4 separate regions of the Homo sapiens genome follow, and regions 1, 2 and 3 are each linked to region 4. The links are chromatin contacts, found by Hi-C or POLR2A ChIA-PET in ENCODE. All regions are on one chromosome and are shown on one strand. Each heading gives the region's core, a stretch centred on a gene start or an enhancer-like site at or near the end of the contact. The rest is flanking DNA. Distances are from core to core; before and after follow the strand shown. Region 1 holds the start of CIART (circadian associated repressor of transcription). Region 2 holds the start of SNX27 (sorting nexin 27). Region 3 has its middle 9.4 kb from the start of ADAMTSL4. Region 4 holds the start of CDC42SE1 (CDC42 small effector 1).

Evidence for each region. Hi-C counts contacts between places; a loop is a spot of excess contacts on that map. ChIA-PET counts read pairs that join two places held with the same protein, here RNA polymerase II (POLR2A). Pooled maps may share reads with other maps.
Region 1: a loop to region 4 is called in a pooled map, with 4 times the contacts of the local background. The contact joins the promoter of CIART here to the promoter of CDC42SE1 in region 4. A Hi-C loop is called at or near these places in 5 of 50 pooled maps. POLR2A ChIA-PET finds 5 or more read pairs at or near these places in 3 of 52 experiments (WTC11, activated B cell and activated T-cell).
Region 2: a loop to region 4 is called in a pooled map, with 3 times the contacts of the local background. The contact joins the promoter of SNX27 here to the promoter of CDC42SE1 in region 4. A Hi-C loop is called at or near these places in 3 of 50 pooled maps. POLR2A ChIA-PET finds 5 or more read pairs at or near these places in 2 of 52 experiments (CD4-positive, alpha-beta T cell and WTC11).
Region 3: POLR2A ChIA-PET joins it to region 4 with 17 read pairs in BJ. The contact joins the enhancer-like site here to the promoter of CDC42SE1 in region 4. POLR2A ChIA-PET finds 5 or more read pairs at or near these places in 5 of 52 experiments (BJ, GM12878, OCI-LY7 and 2 more).

The regions. Positions count from the first base shown.
Region 1 is chr1:150,279,436-150,285,787 of GRCh38, forward strand. It overlaps CIART (circadian associated repressor of transcription), which reads left to right and starts at 3,119. Exons shown (of 5, transcript NM_144697.4): 1 at 3,119-4,198; 2 at 4,370-4,445; 3 at 4,991-5,069; 4 at 5,162-5,273. The coding sequence starts at 3,833. It overlaps LOC124904414, which reads right to left and starts at 2,747. Exons shown (of 2, transcript XM_047438213.1): 1 at 2,226-2,747. The coding sequence starts at 2,581. C1orf54 (chromosome 1 open reading frame 54) reads left to right here. Exons shown (of 6, transcript NM_024579.4): 5 at 208-306; 6 at 1,400-1,481. The coding sequence ends at 303. RefSeq lists enhancers at 863-1,157, 1,994-2,103, 2,185-3,385, 2,424-2,503, 2,860-3,801.
Region 2 is chr1:151,607,162-151,613,775 of GRCh38, forward strand. It overlaps SNX27 (sorting nexin 27), which reads left to right and starts at 4,889. Exons shown (of 12, transcript NM_001330723.2): 1 at 4,889-5,351. The coding sequence starts at 5,041. It overlaps LOC124904420 (a long non-coding RNA gene), which reads right to left and starts at 6,207. Exons shown (of 2, transcript XR_007066622.1): 1 at 6,030-6,207; 2 at 3,356-5,238. RefSeq lists an enhancer at 4,665-4,764 and a silencer at 4,805-5,244.
Region 3 is chr1:150,536,842-150,543,219 of GRCh38, forward strand. No RefSeq gene overlaps it. Among named protein-coding and RNA genes, the nearest start is that of ADAMTSL4, 9.4 kb to the right of the region's middle. Within about 2 kb of position 1,295, at least 4 of the 41 ENCODE cell types and tissues checked have a DNase peak (open chromatin) inside an H3K27ac peak, as active enhancers do.
Region 4 is chr1:151,055,144-151,061,708 of GRCh38, forward strand. It overlaps CDC42SE1 (CDC42 small effector 1), which reads right to left and starts at 4,479. Exons shown (of 5, transcript NM_020239.4): 1 at 4,336-4,479; 2 at 534-850. The coding sequence starts at 587. MLLT11 (MLLT11 transcription factor 7 cofactor) reads left to right here and starts at 5,254. Exons shown (of 2, transcript NM_006818.4): 1 at 5,254-5,410. RefSeq lists silencers at 2,817-2,876, 2,887-2,936 and an enhancer at 4,800-5,391.

The DNA.
Region 1 (6,352 bases), core at 1,869-4,368, 780 kb before region 4:
AATTGGCCTCCCTGGTATGGTCAGGGATAGCTGAAAGGCACAGAAGGACTCCTTACAGTGATGGGGAAGGATGGATCTTTCTCTAAGCCCAAAGGAAAGGAAGACAGAGGTTGTTGTAAAGAGGTGGCAGTCTTTCTGGAGGGGGACAGAGAAGTGGTAGGAGGAATGACACCAGCCTACTGTGTGGGGATGTCGGTATTTTAGCAGAGTCCAGATCTGAACGATGCCGTGTCCAGTTTGCGAAGTCCTATTCCCCTCCTCCTGTCGTGTGCCTTTGTTCAGGTGGGGATGTATTTCATGTAGAAGGTAAGAGTGCAGCCACTGGCTTTGGGGGAGTCTGTGAAATAATATTTTTTAACTTCCCACACTAAACCGAAGTAATTCTTACCAGTATCTCTAGTTAGTGTTTCCAGCCTGGTCAATTATCAGCCACTGAAGGAAGAGATTTAGGCTCATCCCTATAATCCCAGCACTTTGGGATGGTGACGTGGGAGGATCGCTTGAGCCCAGGAGTTCCAGACCAGGCTGAGCAACATAGTTTAAGTCCAGGCTGAGCAACAGACCTTGTCTCTACAAAAAAATTAAAAATAAATAAATAAGAACTCCTCTACAAGACGTTAAAAAAATTAAAAATAAAAATTAGTTGGGTGTGGTAGCACAGGCCTGCAGTCCCAGCTATTGGGGGGGATGGGGTGGAAGGATCCCTTAAGCCCAAGAATTGGAGGCTGCAGTGAGCCATGATCTGGCCACTGTACTGTTGCCACTGGGCAACACAGTGAGACTGTCTCAAAAAATAACAAGTAAAATGAAAGAAGAGGGATCACATTTAGAAAAATCTTCTTATTCAGTCTTAAAGAAGTTTAGGAGATGCTGAGGCAGACTTTTGTGATGAGTCATTACTTTTTCTGAACTAAGAGGACTTCAGGATCTCCTAGAGCAGATAGATGATGGGGTTGGGGGAATACTTCTCCAAGCTTCCAAAATGTCTGAACAATCAAAGCTAGTTCCAGCCTGGCCACGTTTCAAGTCATGGCGAATGCCAGAGGGCAAAGTGGGTGGGTCTTACAACCTGGTAGAGTCAAGAGGCAAAGTTCAGAGGCAGAACGGATGGCGGTTCTCTGATGTATGGCAGGGCGGTGGGAGAGAAGGGAAGAGAAAGCCGTATTATAGGAAAAGAATTTTTAAATTGGGATGCTAAATAACCATTGATCATAGAGAGATTCAGCAGGAGGTGAAAGGACTGTGGAGGAGAGGGGTACACACACATCTTTCCCAGGAGCTATCACAGAGCAATCCCAGCTCAGAATATCTGGGGAGTTTCCATAGAGTGTGGGGGGCATGAAGGGGTTTCTCGGGTCTCCTGACTCCTTTTATTTTCTTTCTTTCTCTGCTTTTTTAGGTGGAAGAAGGCTGCTATGACTCTTTGGATGGGAGTCTGGCAAGAGGAAATTGGAAGATAAAATAAATAATAAGTGAAATAATCTGGTTACCATCTACTCCTTCATGAGTCTGTTCTAAAGTCACAACTAAAGAGAGCGCCAGGATTTAGAGGCAGCAAGCGTAGATTGGAAGGGGAGGTGGGTGACAATTGAATTAGAGGGCATTATGGACTGAATAAACCTGCAGTTTGGAGAAGACTGGAGAAGGGCACCCACAGACAACAGGTTTATTCACAGTCCATATTGGTAATTCTCTTGTTTTATTTTATTAAGTATGGTGTTGAAACAGTGTGCTTGGGGAAACGAGGTTGAGGTTTTAGAATCTTTTTTTCTTTTTATAAGAATAAGCACATTGTTAAAACATAAGGTAAAATATCAAAAACTACTTAGAATAGACTTAAAATATTCACACCTACCCACCCCTACCCACACCTCTGTCCAACAATGTGCCTTTTGCAGTTGGTAATTATGGCAGGGACAAACTCACTTAAATTTTTTTTTAATTCGCTATCCTCGGGACCCTAATTAGAATTGGGCTGCCCCCTTGCGGTCTCTCCGACGTCCTATCTTCAACCAGCTCACAGTCCTTGGGCCCTGCTCTCCTCTCCATTGTACTCTCAAAATGCAAGGCGCAACGACAATAGTAACGTCCCAGTTACTTCTGAGACTCTCTAAACTCTGGACTTGCCTCCCTCCCCTCCTTCAAAGTCTTTCGAATCTTCTCCAGCGGACAAATGAAGGGACTGAAGCTGGACAAAACCATAACCTAGGAGATCAGGGACCTACCCCATTCTGTTCCCCGTGCTTGGAATCAGATAATTTAGGACGCCGGGCCCGAGAAGCCTGGATAAAAAAGTCAGGAAAAACTGAGTTTCGTTTTGACCTCTAGCGTCGTGGCGGGCTGGCATCTGAGCTGGTAACGTGCGTGGTAGGTTATGTAAGAAAAGGGATGGAGGAGCCGCCCCAGCGGGAGCCAGAAAGGACGCGGTGTTCTCGGTTGCAATCCCCACCCTCCTCACCCAGCAGGGCAGGAGGCACCCAACTTGGAGGAGAAAGGGGTGGGGGAGGTGAAACAGAGACCGGAGAGTCACGAGGGCTGGGCCGCCGAGAGCAGGAGAATATACCGTGTCACACACCTCCATTCTCTCACACACGTTGCAGACACAAATCACTGACGGTTTCCACGTGCTGCGCTCGTGAGCGGAGGTGTTCAAAGAGGGGGCAGATGAGTTACTTCCCGAGACGGAACCGGGGGTCCCACGTCCGCCGCCTTCAGTAGCACAACCAATCTCTGAACACTCAAACCGCGCATCTCTGGCGCATCACCATCCTATTTAAGGCCACGGGCTCCGCCCTTTTCCTCCCCTCCCTTCTTTTCCACTCTTTTTCCATCCTCCTCCTTTTCTCATCACCGGGTCCTCTCCAGCAGCCGCATGTAGGGGAGGAGCACGGAATGCTTCCCTTACAGCCAATCATCACCTGGCTGCCTCTCTACTGGCTGAGCCCCTTTGTACTGTAGCAAATGGGCTATGGACTTCAGTAACTAGAGTCACGTGTTACCGGCGACACAACCAATGAGGGCGCGAGATCTGTGTAAGCAGGGGGAGGCACGTGCCGGGCCGCACGTGTCTGGGAGGGGGGGGAAGGGGCGGGGCCCACTGAGAGAGGCGGAGGTGGGTAGATAGACCCGGAGAGACGGCGAAGGAGCTGGAAACCGAGCCAGGGCTGAGCCGGCTGACAACAGGTAAGGAGATTCGGAGGACAAAGCGAGCTGTTAGGGAGTATTTGGGAGTGGATTTGGGGGCTGAATGCAGATCTTGGTATTGGGAGGGTTTGCATCACGTGGCAGGTGCGAGCCCAGAGAGACCGGCGCAGGGATCCTGATCTTGAAAGATTGGGAGAGGGCAGGAGGCCAGTCTCTATGGGGGCGGTTCCCGTAGGATCACCAGGTGGGTTCGCGTGCCCAGATTGACTGCTTGTGGGTGGCATGGCCTCAGGTGGAGAGGCTTGCTGCGGACTCAGGCTGGCGAATAGCCCTGGCGAACAACGGGCGGAGGGGAAGGTGTCTTTCAAGTCGGTATTTACTCTGAACTGAGGGAAGAAAAGAACGGAGGCCGCGTCAGACCGAGAGCTGCTCTGCGGCGGCCAGAGAGGGAATCCCAAGCTCTTAATGGGCGGGGGTGGGGGTAGAAATGTCTTTTTCTATTGTGTTTGAGACCGGTAATATTGGGGAGGGGGAGAACAAGTATTATCCCACGCAGTACACCCCAATCTCCCAGTTCATTTCCTAATCCTTAAACTCTGGTTTCAAACTCCCTCGCTTTGCTCTTCAGTTGCAGGTTCCGATCTTTGGGTACTCCAGGAGCTGTTCTATAGCCCCTGCTTCTGGACCTATGGATTCTCCATCTAGCGTTTCTTCCTATTCCTCCTACTCTCTCTCTTCGTCTTTTCCCACCTCCCCAGTGAACAGTGACTTTGGCTTCCCCTCTGATAGTGAGAGGGAGGACAAGGGGGCCCATGGGCCCAGGCCAGACACTGTTGGGCAGAGGGGAGGTTCACGGCCCAGCCCGGGTCCTATCCGCTGCAGGCATCGATCGAAGGTTTCCGGTAACCAGCATACACCATCTCATCCGAAACAGCGGGGTTCGGCTTCTCCTATGGCAGGATCTGGGGCGAAAAGATCAAGAGATGGTGAACTGGAGACCAGTCTAAACACCCAAGGTTGTACCACAGAGGGAGACCTGCTGTTTGCCCAGAAGGTAAGAGAAAGCAGGTGAAAGGAGATTCTCCTGGAGTGCCTTAGCACCCAGCTGGTTGATAAGGACCCTGTGAGGACAGTATTGACTCCCAGATTTGGAGGTGAAGGAAGAGCCACTGCTGGTGTGGGCAGTTTTTTGTCTTCTTACAGCCTTTGTCCTATTTTCCTACAGTGTAAAGAACTCCAAGGATTTATACCTCCTCTCACAGACCTACTCAATGGGCTGAAGATGGGTCGTTTTGAGAGAGGTAATCTTATTGTTGCATTCATTTGGGCTAGGTTCATTTCTCTTTCTCTTTCCCTCTTTTGACGTGTATTTCTCTGAAGTTCTTGTTTGGGGCCTATATTACTCCTTTTTTGCTACTATGACTTTATTATTATTATTATTATTATTATTATTTTGAGACGGAGTTTTGCTCTTGTTGCCCAGGCTGGAGTGCAATGGCGCGATCTCGGCTCACTGCAACTTCCACCTCCTGGGTTCAAGCGATTCTCCTGCCTCAGCCTCCCCAGTCGCTGGGATTACAGGCGCCCACCACCATGCCCAGCTAATTTTTGTTATTTTTAGTAGAGATGGGGTTTCGCTATGTTGGCCAGGCTGGTCTCAAACTCCTGACCTCAGGTGATCCACCCACCTCAGCCTCCCAAAGTGCTGGGATTACAGGCGTAAGCCACCTTGCCTGGCCCGACTTAATTTTTTTAGATCAATCAATTTTAACCCCCTTCTGTTCTTCCTTTACCTGACTACATGCTTGAATCTCAATCCTTAATCTCTCTCTGTCCCTGTCCCCAGGATTAAGCAGTTTTCAGCAGAGTGTGGCAATGGACAGGATCCAGCGTATTGTAGGTGTTTTGCAGAAGCCACAGATGGGGTAAGTCCCGCTGGTTCTTTGCTTGGGTCTTCATAAAAAGGAGATTTCTCCAATCCTGTTGCTGGTTTTTTAAAGCAACGTCATTTTCACAGGGAACGTTACCTAGGAACCTTGCTACAGGTAGAAGGGATGTTAAAGACTTGGTTTCCACAAATAGCTGCCCAGAAGTCATCATTGGGTGGTGGCAAGCATCAGCTGACCAAGGTAAGAACTTAAGAACACGAGGAAGAGGTGGGAAAATAGCCAAGAAAATGAAATGTGCATGCAGAAATGGCCCCTTTTGCCATTTTCTTTTGAGTCTTTTCTTCAAGTTTCTTTTCAGGGAAGGAAATTCCTAAACTTTCTGCATTGTCTTGATTCCTACATGTTTTGTTGTTGTTGTTGTTGTTGTTGTTTTGTTTGAATCACTGGGAGGAACTCCATGAAGTTTAATCCTATCCCTCATGCCACAGCTTATCTGCTTTCTGCGTAGATACAAAAGGCTTTTTACCTGGCCAAATGATTCATGCGGGAATACACCTCAGCTTCTCTCTGCAAACTCTTTTTTCCCTACTGCCCCCAAACCCTTCCCTTCTCCTTCTTTTCATTTCTGCCCACGTATCCTTGTGCCAAACCCTTTGACAGTTTTTGAGTCTACACTGGGTTTCAAGGACTGGTCATAAGAGGTACCTCACTGGAAGTAGGGGAGGGGGGCACCAATAGCAGCAGTGTTGATAGATTCTTAGACCTGGTATAGAAGTGACCTATTTTCAGCCGGGAGCGGTGGCTCACACCTGTAATCCCAGCACTTTGAGAGGCCAAGGCGGGTGGATCATGAGGTCAGGAGTTCGAGACCAGCCTGGCCAAGATGGTGAAACCCCGTCTTTACTAAAAATACAAAAATTTGCCAGGCATGGTGGCGCACGCCTGTAGTCTCAGCTACTCGGGAGGCTGAGGCAGGAGAATTGCTCGAACCCGGGAGGCAGAGGTTGCGGTGAGCCGAGATCGTGCCATTGCACTCCAGCCTGGGAGACAAGAGCGAAACTCCATCTAAAAAAAAAAAAAAGTGACCTATTTTCTGTCCTCAAATAATAGGGTATGTAGAGGGCATTCAAATGACGGAGAAGGAGAGTCTCCTGTAGATAATCACCAGTCCTAATTTTCAATCAGCCATGGTTATTATTGCTGTGACTAATCTATTAAAAAATAAGTAGGCCAGGCACAGTGGCTCACTGTAATCTTAGCACTTTGGGAGGCCAAAGCAGGAGGATTGCTTGAGCCCAGGAGTTTGAGACCAGCCTGGG
Region 2 (6,614 bases), core at 3,639-6,138, 550 kb after region 4:
GCTCTTGGATGCAAAGTGCTCTGTCAATGGTCCAGATCCTATTTCTGAAAGCAGCATCATTGACTCCCACTCTCTCTGGGTCCCCCAGCCCCCTGGCTCCTCTTTCACTGGATGCTCTCCCTCTTTCAGTCTCCTAAATGGGGTGACCATGGGAGCAGATTCTCCACGTTCTGGACTTGGCACTCTTCTCATCTGACTGCACAGTATGTTTTGGGGTTCTCATCTACCACCACCCAGGGCTGATGGCTCCCAAATCTAAGTTCTGGCCCAGACTCCTTTCCCCAGGTCCACACTCATGTGTTCAACCAGTTGTTGGACAATTCCTCTGGGCTTTCCCAAAGGCCCCAAATTAAACTAATCTTCTTCTTGTTTAAATCAAACAAATTTAAACAAATTAAATTAATTTTCCCTGCAAACCTCTTCCGCTTCCTTTTTATGCCATGTCTTGGGGAATCACATCACCATGTCAGGAATCTTATGTCATTCCTTCCTCCCCTACCTTTGCACCTGAGATCCTAGTGGTCACCAAGTCCCTTCTCTCCTGTGCATCCCCCTCCTTGTATTCCCACCACTACTGCCCTAGTTGGCACCTCATTAATTCCCACTGGAATCACTGCAAATGCTTCATAACTGATCTTTCTATCTGACTTCATTCTCCACACATCCTGCAGCATGAACTTTTTGAAGCACAGATTTGTGAATGCCTGTGCTCTGCTTAAAAGCAATCAGAGGCCCCTCACTAATAAGGAATGAAATTCAAACTCCTGGGCATGATATTTGATTTTTTTTTTTTTTGAGACAGAGTCTTGCTCTGTTGCCCAGGCTGGAGTGCAGTGGCGCAATCTCGGCTCACTGCAAGCTCTGCCTCCTAGGTTCACGCCATTCTCCTGCCTCAGCCTCCCGAGTAGCTGGGACTACGGGTGCCCGCCACCATGCCCGGCTAATTTTTTTATTTTTTATTTTTTGTATTTTTAGTAGAGAAGGGGTTTCACCATGTTAGCCAGGATGGTCTCGATCTCCTGACCTCGTGATCCGCCCACCTCGGCCTCCCAAAGTGCCGGGATTACAGGCGTGAGCCACAGCGCCCGGCCGATATTCGATATTTTAAGCCCTCCTGGATCTGACTCTTGCCCACCTCCCCTGTCCACTTCCTGTCTCCTCTGCTCCAGTCCTACTGAACTGTGTGGTCTCACACTGTACTGTGTTCTTTCAAATCTCTGTGTGTTTGAATATGCTGTTTCCTTTGTCAGAAATGCCCTTCCACCACTATCCTTCTCTGCCGCAATTGCTAACTCTTCTCATCTGTAATCACTTAGCTCAGCTCTCCCATTTCGTGAGTCATCTTCCCTAACTCCTCCCTCTGGATACGTGGAAGTCCCTCCGATGTGCAATCCTAGCAGCTTGTGCAGGACTCTCCTCACAGCTCTCATCATGCTCTATTGCAATGGTTTTTTGTTTTCTCTCCTGCTAGATTGTGAATTCTCACCAGCAGTAATGGTGTCTTATTTTCTTTTGTTATTTTAATGCTCTGATCATCTTTTCTTCCAACCTGATCCTTTCTAAATATTTTTAAATTTATTTTTTGAATAGGCAACACTCATGTGACTGAAAATTCAGAAGTTACATAAAGGTATAAAGTGAAAAGTCTCTCTCCTACCCCTGTCCCCGCCTCTGACACCCTAGCTATCCAGTCTCCCTCCCCAGCAGCAATCAGTGTTATCAATTTCTTGTGAATACTTCTAAAGATATAAAAATATATATGGTTCCCTTTTATTTTATTATTATCTTTTTAGATGGAGTCTTGCTCTGTCGCCAGGCTGGAGTGCAGTGGCGTGATCTTGGCTCACTGCAACCTCCACCTCCCAGGTTCAAGCGATTCTCCTGCCTCAGCCTTCTGATGAATACAGGCACCTGCCATTATGCCCGGCTAATTTTTGTATTTGTTTTGTTTTGTTTGTTTTTGAGACAGAGTCTTGCTCTGTTGCCCAGGCTGGAGTGCAGTGGCACAATCTCAGCTCACTGCAACCTCCACCTCCCGGGTTCAAGTGATTCTTCTGCCTCAGCCTCCCGAGTAGCTGGGACTACAGGTGTGCACCACCACACCCGGCTAATTTTTGTATTTTTAGTGGAGACGGGGTTTCGCCATGTTAGCCAGGCTGGTCTCAAACTCCTGACCTCAGGTGATCCACCCACCTCGGCCTCCCAAAGTGTTGGGATTACAGGCGTGAGCCACCGTGCCTGGCCCATGGTTCCCGTTTTATATACAAATAGTATCATGTTGTATAGATTGTGCTGCACTTTGTTTTCACCAAATCATATATAGTATTGATGATATGATCATTCCATATAAGTGCATACAGAGCTTCCTTATTCTGTGTTTACATTGATTCAATTTTCCATTGTGGATACATTATGATTTAACAAATAAACATTAGGTTGTTTTCAGTCTTTTGTGAATACAAACAATGCTGCAATGACTTAACTTCATAAAAACATCACTTCACACATGTGCAAGTGTAACAGTAGAATGAACTCCTGGAAGTGGAATCGCCTTCAGTTTGAGGAATATGTGTATTTGTAAGTTTGACCATGTCCTGTTGCCTTTCGGGGACATTCAGTATATTTTTATCTAATTCAGAGTAGGCATTCAGTATATTTTTATCTAATAAACCAATGAAAAAATAACTCTTTTAGGGGAGGCTCCCTTCTTTTTCCTTTCTCTGATGCCTTGCTTTCCCCATCCAGTGCTCAGTTCAAACCAAATTATTCATATTCAATCCAAATGCCACTATTATTTTGGAGCAAAACTCTTATATCAACTTTATTGTGTAACTAGTCAAGATCCTTCTTCATTAGCTTGGTTGTAAAATAAGGTCATATTAATTTTTATGTTCTAATTATAATGACTTTGAGTCCTCATCCCATATTTTGTGAGATCTCATCTTTGTTTTTTGGAGACAGGATCTCACTCTGATGGTCAGGCTGGAGTACAGTGGTGTGATCTCAGCTCTCTGCAGCCTTGACCTCCTAGGCTGAAGCGATCCTCCCACCTAAACCTCCTAAGTAGCTGGGACTACAGGTATGTGCCATCATGCCCAGCTGCTTTTTTTTTTTTTTTAGATATAGTCTCGCTCAGCCACCAGCTAATTTTTTATTTTTTGTTGAGATGGGGTCTCACTATGTTGCCCAGTTTGGTCTTGAACTCCTGGGCTCAAGGAATCCTCCCACCTCGGTCTCCCAAAGTGCTGGTATTACAGGCATGAGCCACCACACCCAGCCTTTAAAAATTTGGGGGGACTCTTTTGTAATAACAGTTAGCTTAAAACACAAACACATTGTACAGATGTACAAAATATTTTCTTTCTTTATATCTTTATTCCATAAGCTTTTTTTCTATTTAAGGCAATTTTTAATTTTATGTTTTAAACTTTTTTTTTTGGTTAAAAACTAAGACTTAAACACAAACATAGCCTATGCCTACACCAGATCTGGATCATCAATTTCACTGTCTTCCACCTCCATCTCTTGTCTCACTGGAAGGTCTTCATGGGTAATAACATGCACAGAGCTGTCATCTGATGGTAACAATAACTGGGGCCAGGCACAGTGGCTCACACCTGTAATCCCAGCACTTTGGGAGGCTGAGGTGGTTGGATCACCTGAGGTCAGGAGTTCGAGACCAGCTTGGCCAACATGGTGAAACCCTGTCTCTACTAAAAATACCAAAAAATTAGCCAGGCATGGTGGCGCATGCGTTTAATCGCAAGGGATTTGGGAGGCTGAGGCAGGAGAATCACTTGAACCTGGGAGGCAGAGGTTGCGGTGAGCCGATATCGTGCCATTGCATTCCAGCCTGGGCGATAAGAGCGAAACTCCATCTTAAAAAAAAAAAAAACAAAAAAACAAAACAAAACAAAAAAACACAATACTTGGAATACGTGGAAAAAAATCACAATACTTAGAATACCTAGAATACCTTCTGAAGGACCTGCCTGAGGCTGCTTTACAGTTAACTTAAAAAAAAAAGTAGAAGGAGTACACTCTAAAATAGTGATAAAAACTACAGTGAATTCATAAACTAGTAACATAGTTCTTACCATTATCAAGTATTATGTACTGTACATAATCATATGTGCTATACTTTCACATGACTGGCAGTGCAGGTTTGTTAACACCAGCATCACTCCAAACATGTGAGTAATGCTTGTGCTATGACCTTATGGTGGCTACTGTGCCACTAGGTGATAGACATTTTTCAGCTCCATTATCATCTTAGGGGGCCTCCCTCGTGTTTGCAGTCCATTGTAGACCAAAATGTCCTTATGTGGCACATGACTGTAGTTGCAATACAGGACAAGAAAGTTGCACAATAACTGGGCCTTAGTTCCTGATACTTAGTAGCTGGATGACTTTGAGCACTCTAAGGTTGTTTCCTAATAACGTAAAATAGGGAAGCTAATCGTGATCCGGTTGCCTCACAGGTTGTTGGGCCCTGGTCAACATATAAGTTACTGTGCCAAAAAATGAGTTGATATAATTTAAGACTGTGTTGAATCACAAACGTTAAGTTATTCTAACATTATTGTTTTTTAGAGGTTATGAAATGAAAGGGGGGGGGGCGAAAAACTTGGTCCGCATCAAGAACTGAATCATTTTACCACGCTGGGTGCTGGGTTATACTCTCCCCACCCAGCAGATCAAACTCCTAACCCAGCATGAAAGATAAACTACAACTCCCGGCAGGCCTTGCTTCCGAACTGCGTCTTATAACCTCGGCTCAGGCCCAGGCCCAGACCGCTCCCCGCCCCCGCCACCCATAAACTACATCTCCCAGGAGGCCCCACGGTGCCCGATTGTCCGCTTTTCGCCCGCCCCCTGCCTCCTCTTCACCCCGCGCCAGCAGCTCGGTGGCCGAGTCGGTCCCGCGGCCGGCGGATCGGGCGCGCGCGTCGGGGGTCGTCCGGCTGCCAGGCAGGGCGAGCACGCGCCGGGAGGCCTTGGAGGCGTAGGGGGCGGGGGTACGGCTCGCCTGCTCGCAAGATGGCGGACGAGGACGGGGAAGGGATTCATCCCTCAGCCCCTCACAGGAACGGAGGTGGCGGCGGCGGCGGGGGGTCTGGGCTCCACTGCGCCGGGAACGGCGGCGGGGGAGGCGGCGGCCCGCGGGTCGTGCGCATCGTCAAGTCCGAGTCCGGCTACGGCTTCAACGTGCGGGGCCAAGTGAGCGAGGGCGGGCAACTGCGGAGCATCAACGGGGAGCTGTACGCGCCGCTGCAGCATGTGAGCGCCGTGCTGCCCGGGGGGGCGGCCGATCGGGCCGGGGTGCGCAAGGGGGACCGCATCCTGGAGGTGTGAGTATCGGGGCTACCCGCCGCCCCATCCTCCCCGCGCCCCTCCTGCCCCTGCACTCCTCGCTACCCTTGTCACCCCCAGGCCGCACCTCCCCCGAGCTCCGAGCCGGCCTCCGGACCCCCGCCCCTCAGGCCTCCGCAGCCGGGCCCCTCCTTGTGGGCTGCCCTCCCACCACCCGCCCCGGGGCTTCTGCGACGCCGGTCTCCCACCCCGTCGTCTCCAGCTGATGCCCTTGCGCCCCCAGTGCTCCTCCCTGTGCCCCGATTACTCTGGGCTCTTCTCCGCCCCTTTGCCTTCCCGTTTGGCGTGCTGCATTCTGCTCCTCACTCCCCCTCGTCTTGCTCAGAAGGAACCTCATCTGCTCCTTACTGACGGCGTTTCGTTTTCTGATCCAGCCAGTACCGTGTCCCCCCCAAGTTCTCATCTTCAGCATCGCAGTTTCGTTCTCCACCACTCCCCTCCGCCCCCGTGGACTGCCCCTTCTGCCCTCCAGACCAAGTAGGCAGGACCTCTGGTCTGCTCCTACTTTTCCTCCGGAAACACCATCCCTCCCCGCTCGTCTCCTTTTTCTTTCCTTAGTTACCCTCTCCTCATGGTTACGCTGCCCCTAAATTTTTCCATCCCACCGTGTGCCCCTTTCCTCCCCTCCTTTTTGTATTTCTACTCCAAGAGTTTACCTTGCTTTCTGACCCTTGCATGCCTTTGGGGTGGGGGGCGTGGGATTTGACACCGTAGTTTCTCTTCTCGGTTGGCCCCGTATCACACCCTAATTTGGAATCTAGCGTCTCCATCAGCACACCCCTCTGAGAGCATCCCTTCCCTGGCCTCCTGCCTTCACTCCTGCTCTATACTCATGCCTCCTCCTAGTCAGGTTTATGGTAGACCCCTTGTAACTCCTCCTCCTTCAAAACTACTTCAAGCCCTTTTTGGGTCTTTGACCGCTTTGCTTTTTTAGGGCATGCCCGTCTCTGCTGCCTCTTCTACTCTATCCTCCTGTGATCCCACACTTGACTTTGTCCTAGTCTTTCCCTCCCCTAGGCTGCTTTTCCTTTCTTCTGTTTTTTAAGGCGCCTTCTGCTGCTGCAGCCCACCCTCTCTCCCCTGCTGCAGTCCCTCCCCCTTCATACGCCTCCCCCACCACATCCCTCCATGCTCTTGCGGGATGCTGCCTTGTCTTGCAATCTCTGTGCACACCGCCTCCATTACCCTAATCTAGGTGTTACATTTGCCTTTTTGTACTTCGTATTGAAATTCGGATAGTG
Region 3 (6,378 bases), core at 45-2,544, 520 kb before region 4:
GGATTTTGAAGAACAGGCCCAGCAGCAGGAGGTGAGGAGTCTGGAGAACAGCAGATCTGGGGAGAGGCCTTCAGCTTTAGATAAAATGCGTGGACCCCTTCACGACTCTTCCTTCTGCTGGGGTCCTCCAGCGCTGCCACAGGCTGACCCGTTCTCAGACTTGCATGGGACGTGTGTTGCCTCCCTACGTCTCTCCCTGAGATGTGAGCCTGGCTACATCAAGGCCAGAGCAATGAGAGGCAGTGGCCCTTGCCCCAGCTTTTCCCCAATGAGGAAGCACCATCATCACCAACACCATCTTGCCACGATAGCACTGGAGAGCCTGCAGGTGAAGGTGGGGATCCCCTAAATTCACAATTAAGTTCCTTTACCCCAGGGAAATGGGCACTGGAAACAGAAACAGGCTGTTATTGAGAAATCAATTAACATATGGTCCCTGCATACTTCTGTTTGAGGGCCCCAATTAGCTCATACCTGGTTCACAGGCAAACTTTCCAACAAACGGGGCAGATCTCATACTGGGTGTGTATAAGAGCCCCTGTGGAGGCTGGGCACAGTGACTCACAACTGTAATCCCAGCACTTTGGGAGGCCAAGGCGGGAGGATCGCTTGAGCCCAGGAGATCCAGGCTGCAGTGAGCTGAGGTCATGCCACCGCACTCCAGCCTGGGTGACAGACACCCTGTCCCAAAAAATAAAGAAGAACCCCTGTGGAGCTCATGAACAGGACCACCCAGAGGAGGGGACCAGGCACCTTTATTTTCATAACCTCCCAGGCAATTGTTAGGCACACTAAAGTGAGAGACTCTTTGGGGAGGATAGAGCTGCCCAGAGGGTTTGGGCTGGGAGAGCGGTGGGGCAGGGGCCCTCCCAAGAGGCAACAGGCTCCTCAGAGTGAGACTGAGCTGTCTCTCCACAGAGGGCAGGGGAGGGAGGGTGGCCCTGGGCAGAGGGGCTGAAGCTGGAGAGGCAGTGGAGGCCGGAGGGCACAGGCTTTGCGGCTGAGCAAGGGGCCAGGGCCAGATCCTGAAGCTGACGGGACAGGGGGCGCTGTGAGCAGGGACGGGAGGCCTTTCTGAGGCAGGAAAATCACTTGAACCCAGGAGGCGGAGGTTGCAGTGAGCTGAGATCATGCCACCACACTCCAGCCTGGGCAACAGAGCGAGACTCCATCTCAAAAAAAAAAAAACAAAACAAAAAGCAGATACACACCTTCCCGTCCACCCTTTGTCCACTGAGATGAGCTGGGCCTGTGGTGGGAGGGGTGAGCACCTCCTGCCTCAACTTGCATTTCCTTCCCAGCAGGCCCGGGCTCTCCTGCCTCTGACTTCAAGTCCTTGGTACGTATGAAATTCCTGCCTCTCCTCTGGCCGCCCTGCCTGCCTCCCTGGCTGCAGTTACAGTTTTGTCCCTTGTTCCTACCCTTTTATGTCTGCCTTTCTCAGGCCTTCAGCCCAATGTGTCAAGATTAATTTGATACCAAATTGGCTTTCTCTGGAAATTCAAGGAAAACTTCTAGGCACAAGAACAAGATTCCTTTGGGGAAAATGCTCATGGCCCCTTCCTCAAGGCAGTCCTGGGGTTGGATCCTTGACCCGACCCAGGCCGGGATAGCACCCTGGAGGGGGAGGCCCTGTCTGGAGGGAAACAGCTCGCTCAGGGTCTTGCACCCGCCCGCCCCACCTCCAACCCTGTGCCCTGCTCTTGACAGAGAGAGACAGGCCCTCCTCAAAGTATGACTAGGGCCCTTCTCACCCCCAGAGCTCACCTCTCTGTAAGGCTCTGCTCTGCTGGAAAAAAATTCTTCATTTACTTTTGGACTGGGGCGACAGATTGCAATTTGGGGCCATCATGGTTGGATGTTTATGTTCTCGGAGGAGCCTCTTTGGGGAAGGAAACTGGGTTTCTCTCACCTTCCTTATTTGAGACAAAATGTACTATTTCTTGCTCTTAATTCAGCATCTACAATTGTCCTGGGAATTGGGTGCAGTGCCATGGGGTCAGGACAGTAGTGTGATTCCAGACTCCAGAACAAAACAATAGGATGCTCTGTTTTCTCAAAATGCCTTGAGTCCTCAGGCCTGGCCCCCCAACCACTAGGCAGCGCCTATCCTTCCTCTGTGGTCTCACCCCTCTTCCCAGATCATTTGCCCTCACAACCACCTCACATTCTGTCCAGAACCCCCAAGCACAAGGAGCCTGCCAAGCTGGGAAGTCATCACAGAACTCAGTTCTACTGGCATATCTGCCACCAGAATTCGCAGTAAAGAGGACAGGTTCTGGTTGGGTGCATGGCTCATGCCTGTAATCCCAACACTTTGGGAGGCCAAGGTGAGAGGATCATTTGAGCCCAGTTCAAGACCAGCCTGCACAACATAGTAAGACTCCGTCTCTACAAAAATTTTTTTTAATTAGCCGGACGTGGTTGTGCACACCTTATAGTCCCAGCTACTCAGAAAGCTGAGGCAGAAGGATTGCATGAGCCCCAGAGTTTGAGGCTGCAGTGAGCTATGATCACACCACTGCACTCCAGCCTGGGCAACAGAGTGAGATCCTGTCTCAAAAAAAAAAAAAAAAATGAGAAAGAAGAAAGAAAGAAAGGGCCAGGCATGATGGCTCATGCCTGTAATCCCAACACTTTGGGAGGCTGAGGTGGGTGGATCACTTGAGGTCAGGAGTTCAAGACTAGCCTGACCAAAATGGTGAAACCCCGTCTCTACTAAAACTACAAAAATTAGCTGGATGTGGTGGCAGGCTCCTGTAATCCCAGCTACTACGAGGCAGGAGAATGGCTTGAACCTGGGAGGTGGAGGTTGCAGTGAGCTGAGACTGCACCACTGCACTCCAGCCTGGGCGACAGAGCAAGGCTCCATCAAGAAAGAAGGAAAGAAGAAAGAGAGAGAGAGAAAGAAAAGAAAAGAAAGAGAGGAAGGAAAGAAGGAAGGGAGGGAAGTGGAGGGAGGGAGAGAGAGAGAAAGAAAAGAAAGAAGGGAGGGAGGGAGGAAGGAAGGAAGGAAGGCAGGCAGGCAGGCAGGCAGGCACGAAGGCCCGGCACGGTGGCTCACTCCTGTAATCCTAGCAGTTTGGGAGGCCCAGGCAGGTGGATCACCTGAGATCAGGAGTTCGAGACCAGCCTGGCCAACATGGGGAAACCCCATCTCTACTAAAAATACAAAAAATTAGCTGGGCATGGTGGTGCACACCTGTAATCCGAGCGACTCAGGAGGCTGAGGCAGGAAAATCACTTGAACCCGGGAGGTGGAGCTTAAAGTGAGCCGAGATCGCGCCATTGCACTCCAGCCTGGGTGACACAGCGAGACTCCAAAAAAAAAAAAAAAAAAAGAAAAGAAAGAGGGAGAAGGGGGTGAAAGAGAGAGAGAGAAAGCAAGAAAGGGAAGAAGAGAGAGAGAGAGAGAGATAGAAGGAAGGAAGGAGAGAGAGAAAGAAAAAGAAAAGAGATAAGAGAGGGGCCAGGCGTGGTGGCTCATGCCTGTAATCCCAGCACTTTGGGAGGCTGAAATGGGCAGACCACCTGAGGTCAGGAGTTCGAGGCCAGCCTGACGAACATGGTGAAACCCTGTCTCTACTAAAAATACAAAAATTAGCTGGGCATGGTGGTGGGTGCCTGTCATTCCAGCTACTTGGGAGGCTGAGGCAGGAGAATCGCTTGAACCCAGGAGGTGGAGGTTGCAGTGAGCCCTGAGACCACACCATTGCACTCCAGCCTGGGTGACTGGAGCAAGACTCCATCTAAAAAAAAGAAGAAAAAAGAAGGCCAGGCGTGGTGGCTTATGACTGTAATCCCAGCATTTTGGGAGGCCAAGGTGAGTGGATCACGAGGTCAAGAGATCGAGACCATCCTGGCCAACATGGTGAAACCCTGTCTCTACTAAAAATACAAAAAAAATTAGCTAGGCATGGTGGCGTGTACCTGTAGTCCCAGCTACTCGGGAGGCTGAGGCAGGAAAATCGCTTGAACCCAGGAGGCGGAGGTTGCAGTGAGCTGAGATCATGCCACTGCACTCCAGCCTGACAACACAGCGAGACTCCATCTCAAAAAAAAAAAAAAAAAAAAAAAGCCAGGTGCAGTGGCTCACACCTGTAATCCCAGCACTTTGGGAGGCCGAGGCAGGTGGATCACAAAGTCAAGAGATCAAGATCAGCCTGACCAACATGGAGAAACCCTGTCTCTACGAAAAATACAAAATTAGCTGGACATAGTGGTGCAGGCCTGTAATCCCAACTACTCGGGAGGCTGAGGCAGGATAATCGCTTGAATCAGGGAGGCAGAGGTTGCAGTGAGCTGAGATCATGCCATCGCATTCCAGCCTGGGCAACAAGAGCAAAACTCCGTCTCAAAAAAAAAACAGAAAGAAAGAAAAGAAAGGGCCGGCACGGTGGCTCACGCCTATAATCCCAGCACTTTGGGGGCGGATCACCTGAGGTCAGGAGTTCGACACCAGCCTGGCTAACATGGTGAAACCCCGTCTCTACTAAAAATACAAAAATTAGCCGGGCATGGTGGTGGGTGCCTGTAATTCCAGCTACTTGGGAGGCTGAGGCAGGAGAATCGCTTGAACCCAGGAGGTGGAGGTTGCAGTGAGCCCTGAGATCACACCATTGCACTCCAGCCTGAGTGACTGGAGCAAGACTCCATCTAAAAAAAAGAAGAAAAAAGGCCAGGCGTGGTGGCTTATGACTGTAATCCCAGCATTTTGGGAGGCCAAGGCGAGTGGATCACGAGGTCAAGAGATCGAGACCATCCTGGCCAACGTGGTGAAACCCTGTCTCTACTAAAAATACAAAAAAAATTAGCTGGGCATGGTGGCGTGCACCTGTAGTCCCAGCTACTCGGGAGGCTGAGGCAGGAAAATCGCTTGAACCCAGGAGGCGGAGGTTGCAGTGAGCTGAGATCACGCCACTGCACTCCAGCCTGACAACACAGCGAGACTCCATCTCAAAAAAAAAAAAAAAAAAAGCCAGGTGCAGTGGCTCACACCTGTAATCCCAGCACTTTGGGAGGCCGAGGCAGGTGGATCACAAAGTCAAGAGATCAAGATCAGCCTGACCAACATGGAGAAACCCTGTCTCTACGAAAAATACAAAATTAGCTGGACGTAGTGGTGCAGGCCTGTAATCCCAACTACTCGGGAGGCTGAGGCAGGATAATCGCTTGAATCAGGGAGGCAGAGGTTGCAGTGAGCTGAGATCATGCCATCGCATTCCAGCCTGGGCAACAAGAGCAAAACTCCGTCTCAAAAAAAAAAAGCAGAAAGAAAGAAAAGAAAGGGCCGGCGCGGTGGCTCACGCCTATAATCCCAGCACTTTGGGGGCGGATCACCTGAGGTCAGGAGTTCGACACCAGCCTGGCTAACATGGTGAAACCCCGTTTCTACTAAAAATACAAAAAATTAGCCAGGCGTGTTGGTGCACGCCTGTAATCCCAGCTACTCAGGAGGCTGAGGGAGGAGAATCACTTGAACTTGGGAGGCAGAGGTTGTAGTGAGCCGAGATTGCGCCACTGCACCCAGCTTGGGCAACAAGAGTGAAACTCTGTCTCAAAAAAAAAAGGAAAAGAAAGAAAAAGGAGAGAAAGAAAGAAAGAAGAAAGAAAAAAAGAAAGAAAGAGAAAAGAGGGGAGGAGAGAAGAAAGAAAAGAAAGGTCCTGTACAGATGGCAGCATCATTTTTTCCCCCAATTCCTGACACAGAGGCTGAGCCATTATTGTCAACCTACTGTGAAAAGACATTATGTCCTCTCTGTCACTGGCAAATCCTGACCAGAGTCTTGTTGGACTCTGAGAGCATCCCCAGCAAAGAACTCTGAGCATCACAGAGGAGCAGCATGAAGTCTTCCTTTAATGCAGTCTTGATCTACCTAGAACATCAGCTACAAAATAATTTTGCACAGCATCATTAACAATAGTGCTGCCTTCGTTTTGTATATGACTCCACAGCTTTCATACATATTCCATCAGTTGTATTTGGGGTTTTATGAAAACCTGTGAAGTTGGCCAGGCACGGTGGCTCACGCCTGTAATCCCAGCACTTTGGGAGGCTGACGCGGGTGGATCACCTGAGGCCAGGAGTTCGAGACTAGCCTGGCCAACATGGTGAAACCCCGTCTCTACTAAAAATACAAAAATTAGCTGGTGGTGGCACATATTTGGGAGGCTGAGGCGGGAGAATTGCTTGAACCTGGGAGGCGAGGTTGCAGTGAGCCGAGATCCTGCCATTGCACTCCAACCTGGGCGACAGAGCGAGACTCCATCTCAAAAAAAAAAAAGAAAAAAATATAGGAGTATATCTTTTTTTGTTGTTTTTGTTTTTTGTTTTGAGATGGAGTCTCGCTCTGTTGCCCAGGCTGGAGTATAGTGGCG
Region 4 (6,565 bases), core at 3,229-5,728:
GGAGTCATGTCTTAAGGCCCCTCCTCCAGTCAGCACGGAGGAAGGGAAAAGAGTCTTCAAAACCACTGAAAAGCTAAGGGCCTGGTGGGAAGAGGGGATGTGGCATTTTAACAGGGAAATCACTAGGGCATGAAAGGCAAAGCTGGAACAACAAAAGCACACAGAAGACATGAACCAGAGTAGTGAGGGCAGTGGCCTGCAGAGTGAACACTGGACAAAGAAAGGACATGTCAAAGTCACCTCTGACTGATGATGAAATAATGGGGAAAACTGACAGGTATGCAGCTCCACCTACAAACCCCACCCAGCTCAGAATGGACAGGAACAGGAGGTAATAGCTAGGACTATTCACTTCTTCCATCACCCAGTCCCCTTTGTTCCACATATACAGCTGCCTGACCATAGAAGCTCCTGACACAGAGGGAGGCAAGAAGTGTGCTTTTTTAGATGGCAGATCCTAGATGGTGTGGCTACCTCACAGCACACAGTAACTGACTGCTCTTTGGGTTAGGATGGGGGGTGGGGAGACTCACCGGCTGGGGTTTCTCTACCACACAGCAGCCCAGTTTGTGCCAAAATTCACTCATGTTCCCTGATGGTTCCAGCTTCACTCCGCTGTCTGAGGCCCCAAAGGGCTCTTTCCCTGGTGTTTGGACAACCCACTCCTCACTCTCCCCAGATACACCACCACCCTGGGTTCACTCAGCTGGATGGGTCCAGACAAAGTGGAATCCCTGGAACCTTTAACTGAGCAGTGAAGGTCAGTGTCTCAGAGCCTGAGAGATGAACAGGACCAGAGAGAGAGGTGGGCAGGCAGGCACAAGGTTATGTCTTCCTCAGACTCGGAACCCTGGATTAGAAGAAAGTAAAAAGAAAGATCAGTGAGAAATCTCCCCCTCCCCCAATCCTTGAGAAACCTCCTGATGAGCCTATATCTTCCCAGTCCTCCCTGAGAGGCCCTAGACCTGTACACCAACACTCATTCCCAAACACTATGAACCTCAGTTTGACTCTAAAAAAAAGGAACAGAACCAAAAGGACACCAAGGGGTTAAGGAGCAGTGGCTGGTGGTACCAAGGGAGAGGAAGGGGGCTAGAAGCACTTAGAGTTAAGAGGATGGGCGAGGACCAAAGGATAGTGGCAGAAATTAGCAAAGTTTGGGGTGATACAAGCTCCAGCTCCCTTCTCTCTGAGTTTAGGGCAGAAGGGGAGGGGCATTTAAGTGACTCTGAAGAGGAAATAGTGGTTTTTTGTTCTCACAAACAAGGTCTCCACCCTGTCCCTGCCTTTTTTCTTACCTTGCCCTGAACGCCTAGAGTTTCTTTAAGAACAGGAGAGCCCTGGACCACTGAGGTCCTAGGAGACTAACTGGCAGGTTGGCCCTCAGGAAAGACTTTCTACAATAAGGAATTTCTTCCCTCTCTGTTTGCTGCCCTATTCCTCCTGATTTCCCTCCAGTGAAATCCAATCCCTCCCAGAAGCCAGTCAGCAGCAGTTCCTTTATTACCTGACCTTGAGATCCTTCCTGAAGGCTGTGTACATTCTGTTTATCTGTGTCCTGTATCACTGCACTCCTGTGTGTACACCTCTGTTTGCACATGCGTGGCATGGCCATATCTCCACGTGTGTCCAGTACAGATCATCTGTGTACAGGTTGTGGGTACATGTGCCAGGTATCTTCTGTCCCATGAGGAATATTTTCCCCACCGTCCACATGTCCTATCTGCCACTCTGCTCTGCCTCACACCCTATAGGGCCCAGGCTCCCCTCCAGCTGTGACCTGTTCTCCCCTCCCTCCTCACCAATTCTATCCTCAAGCTTCATCAGTGAACCAGACATAAGGAACTTTCCAATAGTACTAGTGTCCAAGGAAGAACTTCCTCCCTTCTCACTACTGCCAGCCAGGGTAGGACACATCTGGGTTTCTTCTTAGACTCACTTGCATTTCCCCAGTCCTATAGTACAGACAACCTCAAAGATTCCAAAAAGGGCAGTTTCATAAATATGACACTTTAACATGAACAGGAATCTCCCTTTCTTGCAGGCCGGGAACCCTGATGCTTTGGCACCCTAGACTGATTTAAAAACAAGAGATAGGCCGGGCGTGGTGGCTCACGCCTGTAATCCCAGCACTTTGGGAGGCCAAGGTGGGCGGATCACCTGAGGTCAGGAGTTCCAGACCAGCCTGGCCAACATGGTGAAACCCCATCTCTGCTAAAAATACAAAAGATTAGCTGGGCGTGGTGGCGGATGCCTGTAATCCCAGCTACTTGGGAGGCTGAGGCAGGAGAATCGCTTGAACCGGAGATTGCAGTGAGCCGAGATCGCCACTGCACTCCAGCCTGGGCAACAAGAGCGAAACTCCGCCTCAAAAAAAACACACACAAAAAAACGAGATAGCAGGGTGTGGTAGCATGTGCCTGTCATCCCAGCTACTGGGGAGGCTGAGGCAGGAGGATCACTTGAGCCCAAGAGTTGCGGCTACAGTGAGCCATGTTTGCACCCCTGCACTCCAGCCTGGGTGACAGGACAAGACCCTGTCTCAAATACAAAACACACACACACACACACACACACACACACACACACACACACAGAGGTTTTTTTTTTTTTTAACAGCCTTGAGATGAGATCACACAAACACTCAAATGTAGCTTCTAGGGGAGGGGAGAACCCAGGAGGCTGGGCTTTCTCTTCTCTTCTCACCACTGGAAGGGAGGAGTAACCAGAAGGAGCGGAAGCTAAAACACGCTGTCCAGAGAGGGGAGCTGTGGTCAGTGGGACGTCAGTGAGTCAGTCATAGGGTTTGTCCTGATGGTGGTGGTGGCAGGTGGTAAGGGTTGGGGAAAAATGAAGAATTAGAGGAAACCCCCAACACCAGCAGGCAGGCTGTACTGTGACTGGACTCTCCCTCAACATCCCCCACTCTGCTCAAAGCTGAGGGACAGAGGTGGATAGTGCTGGGAGGGAAGAGAAGAGAGGGGGAGGAGAAGGAGAGAGGGAAAGGGGCAGTGGAGAGAACAAGGCCATTTCTGTTTCTTTTCCAGGGACCTGACCAGAGCTGGGTGGAGGGAAAGCGTGTGTGTGGGACTTGGCATGAAATGACCAATGATGACGAGAAGTGACCAGGAAATTCCATTCCCTAGGACATTAGGGTCTCTGAAACTTGAGGGTGGGGTCAGAGTGTGAAGAAGACAGGTCAGGGTGAATGTGATGGTAGCGCAGGGCAGTGGGGGATGGGAACAAAGCCAGAAAAGGAAGTAAGAGCCACTGGCGGCCACTCTTCTTTAAAGCAGCCAGAAGAGAGTGGGTTGAGGAAAAATGAAGTCCTGAGCTGGTCAGCCCAGGCGGAAGAGCCACCCGAATCCAACCCCACAGTGAATAGGGAAGGGGCTGAGAAAACAACAGGAGGGATGAGGATTAGACCTCATAAGGCCACGTCCTGAGAGCCAAGTGGTGCTCAGAACTCGACCTCTCTGAGTTCCAAATGGCAAGAGTGAAATATGGAACCGGGAAAGCCACCCCCCGCCCCCACCAAGATCATACTAGGACTTGAGGGTCTCAGAGCTGTTGGGAGGTGAGCAGAAGGGATGGGAAAGAGGTGCCAGGGAGGAAGGATGTACAGGCTAGTTCTCTGGTCCTGTTCGGGCCCCAAACCGGTTCTCCCGGTCCCACCGCCTCTGGCCCTAAGGCCTCCAACCCGCGGCCTGACAAGCCCTCACATGAAGCAGCTGGAGAGAAAGAAAGAATCGAGAGAATGGCATGGGCAATTCTGGCTAGAAGCCCGGGGCAGCAGCTGGTCCCTGTGTGGAGACCCCGAGACATGGAGGGCTGCTGAGGGACTCTGGAGAAGCGGTGTGGACTCCATATTTCAGCCAAGTGACAGGCCCAACACCAACCTTCCCTTCCCCAGGAAAGGTCTTCTGGGGGCTTAAGAGGAAAGAGGGCTAGGCCCTAAGCCTCCCCTCCCCAAATATATTCAATCACACAGATTCCGTATCTGTCTCCCCCCACTACACAACTCTACCTAGAAGTTCTCTGCTGTTCTCAACCCTTAACCGGACTGGGACCTCTCTGGGAATCTTTCGGACCCTCTCCCTCCCACCTCCCCCAACATTCCAGTTCCTTCTTTTCCTTCTACTCTTCAGCGGCCTCAGCCTGCGCACCCCAGGAGCGTGGATGACTACGGCCACCCCGGGCGCGCACCCCTTTCCCACCACCCCAGCATCTCTGCAGCCCAGGACACCCGCCTCCCCCACACCCCGCATCCGGTGTGTCTCCGCCTGGCCCGGCCGGCGCGGCAGGCGGGCCAGGGGACCAACTGCACGGCCTCACCTGCTCTTCTCCACCATCCAGACGTTCAGCTACAGCTGGTGGGGGTGAGGGACTCTGCTCCGTGGCCGCCAGTGTGGGCTTCCCGGGCTAGCTCTGCGGCGAGGTGGGGGAGCCGAGTACGAGCCGGCAGAGGTGGGGCCGGCTGAGGGCGGAAGCGGCGGCGACGCGATTACGAAACCCGTCCGGCTCGGAGCCCGGCGCACTGCTCCCCTCTGGACTGCGGAGGCACTGCACTGCGCGGGACGTGGGAGGGTGCCTCTGCAGCCCCTCAAGGCCGCCGCCCCTGCGGGGAGAACTGGAGAATGCGGACACCTAGATGAGGCCCTGGCACCCAAGCTGGGGCCCCCGGAATCTCACGTTCCCTTTACTCGCCAGGCATTTCGGGGCAAAACGAAGCGGAGCCCCCCAAACCCCCAGACCTAACCAAGTTCAGAGATTCGCAGAAGCACGCCCCCCACCCCAAATTTATTGTGCTCTACCCAAAATGGAATAGGACTAGGTTTATTTACCCATTGTGAGGGTAGAGAGGCGAGTCTGGAGGAGCAGGGATTGGGAGAAGGGGTGGAAAAATACTCTGATTCTTAAAAATACTTTGTAACCTAAAGTCCTTAAATTGTGGAAGAAAGGAATACTCCTCCTTTCCATTGTAGTCTAGAGTTAAGATTTCAAATCCATAAATTAGAGGACCTAAAATTAGAGGGCAATTAACTGCTCATTCATTGGGCCCCCAGTCAGCACGGGGGTGCTGGAAGAGATCGGGAATAATAGCGCAGACCAATGAGCCTAGGGAGATGCTTTCATCGTCTCTCCTTCCCTCAAGTGTTCTGGAACCTATCATTTGAATTAGCCGAGTCAGGCAGGAGGGGGCGGGGAATCCTTCCGCCCTTCTTAGGAGGGGCTGCATTGCAGGGGGAGAGTGAACTGACAGACTCAGTCACTGAAGAGGGAAAAGGAGTGAGAAGACAAAGCCGTCAAAGCCCCAACAGCTTTGTATTTCTCCAGCCCGGCGCAGACCCCGGAGCTCCCGAGGCACTCCCTCCATCTTTGGAACACGCCAGTAATTGATTGATAACAGGTAAACCAAACTGAGGGAGGGGGCAGGGGGCTGCAAAGATAGAAGAGCGGCTGCTTATGGTTAGATTGAAAGACCCCACATGAGGTGGGGGACAGCTGAAGAGGAGAGAAGGGGGCGCTATGAACAATGGGTAGTTATTTCTTCACAGCATCCATGCCTTGTTACCTTATACAGACCATTAATCTCTAACAATTTACTTGTAGTTATTTCTCAGCACCTACCTCATTTCAAGTATCCTTTTCTGTAATTTATTGTCCTGTGTATTTAATATCTTCAGTCTACTTATCTTCCTTTTCAAACCATAATTTGTTTTACCAGCTGTTTAATTTTTAGTCCTACTGTATCTCTCTGTCCTCTACTTCCCTATACTTGCAATTTTTTTCTGTAGTGTTCTATGTTTCTCTGTAGGAGGGAGTTTGGGAGGGGGTTATATGGGATAATGTTGGGTGTAATCCTGACCTTTCTTTGGATAATCTCTTTCATTCCACCTCGAATCTTTGCTCCAAAGAAAGAGGCAGCCTAGGGTAGGAAAGGTGGGGGCCTCTGTGTTGGAGAACTGCCTGATTCCATAGTGAAATCAGTATAGCCCACAGGAGCTAGGTATGGGGACAGATTCTGGAAAAGAATGATTTGCAGCTCAGTGGAATTGGTGGAGGAATGCTAGTAGGAAAATCCAAGCTCTGACTGAGGCACACATTATGAGATGTCAGAGAGGTTCTGCTCCCCTCTACCACCACCACCACCTTGTCCTTCCCCCTTCCCCATGGTGGCAGCATGACACAGCAAGGCCCTGTTGAGTAGGCCTTGGATGCCCACAAAGGGTCTGGACAAAGGATATTTGGGCGTGTCTGTGTGGCTCCGAGAGTGTATCTTTCTAATCTATACATTTGCTAATCATGTATCTCTAAGAACAGAGTGATAATTAGATATTGCCTTTGCCTAAAATACCCGGATAATTTAAAGTGAAGGATAGTGGGAAGCATTTATTGAACATATATTGTGGTACAAGGCACTGTCAAAACCCTTTAAGTAAATGATACCATTTAAGATAATGAAAGATGTAAAGATAGATGAAGTAGGGCTGGAGAGCATTTGTGGAGGGGAAGGGGAAGCTAGCCAAAAAAGGATCTTTTGCGAAATTTGGAGTATTTGATA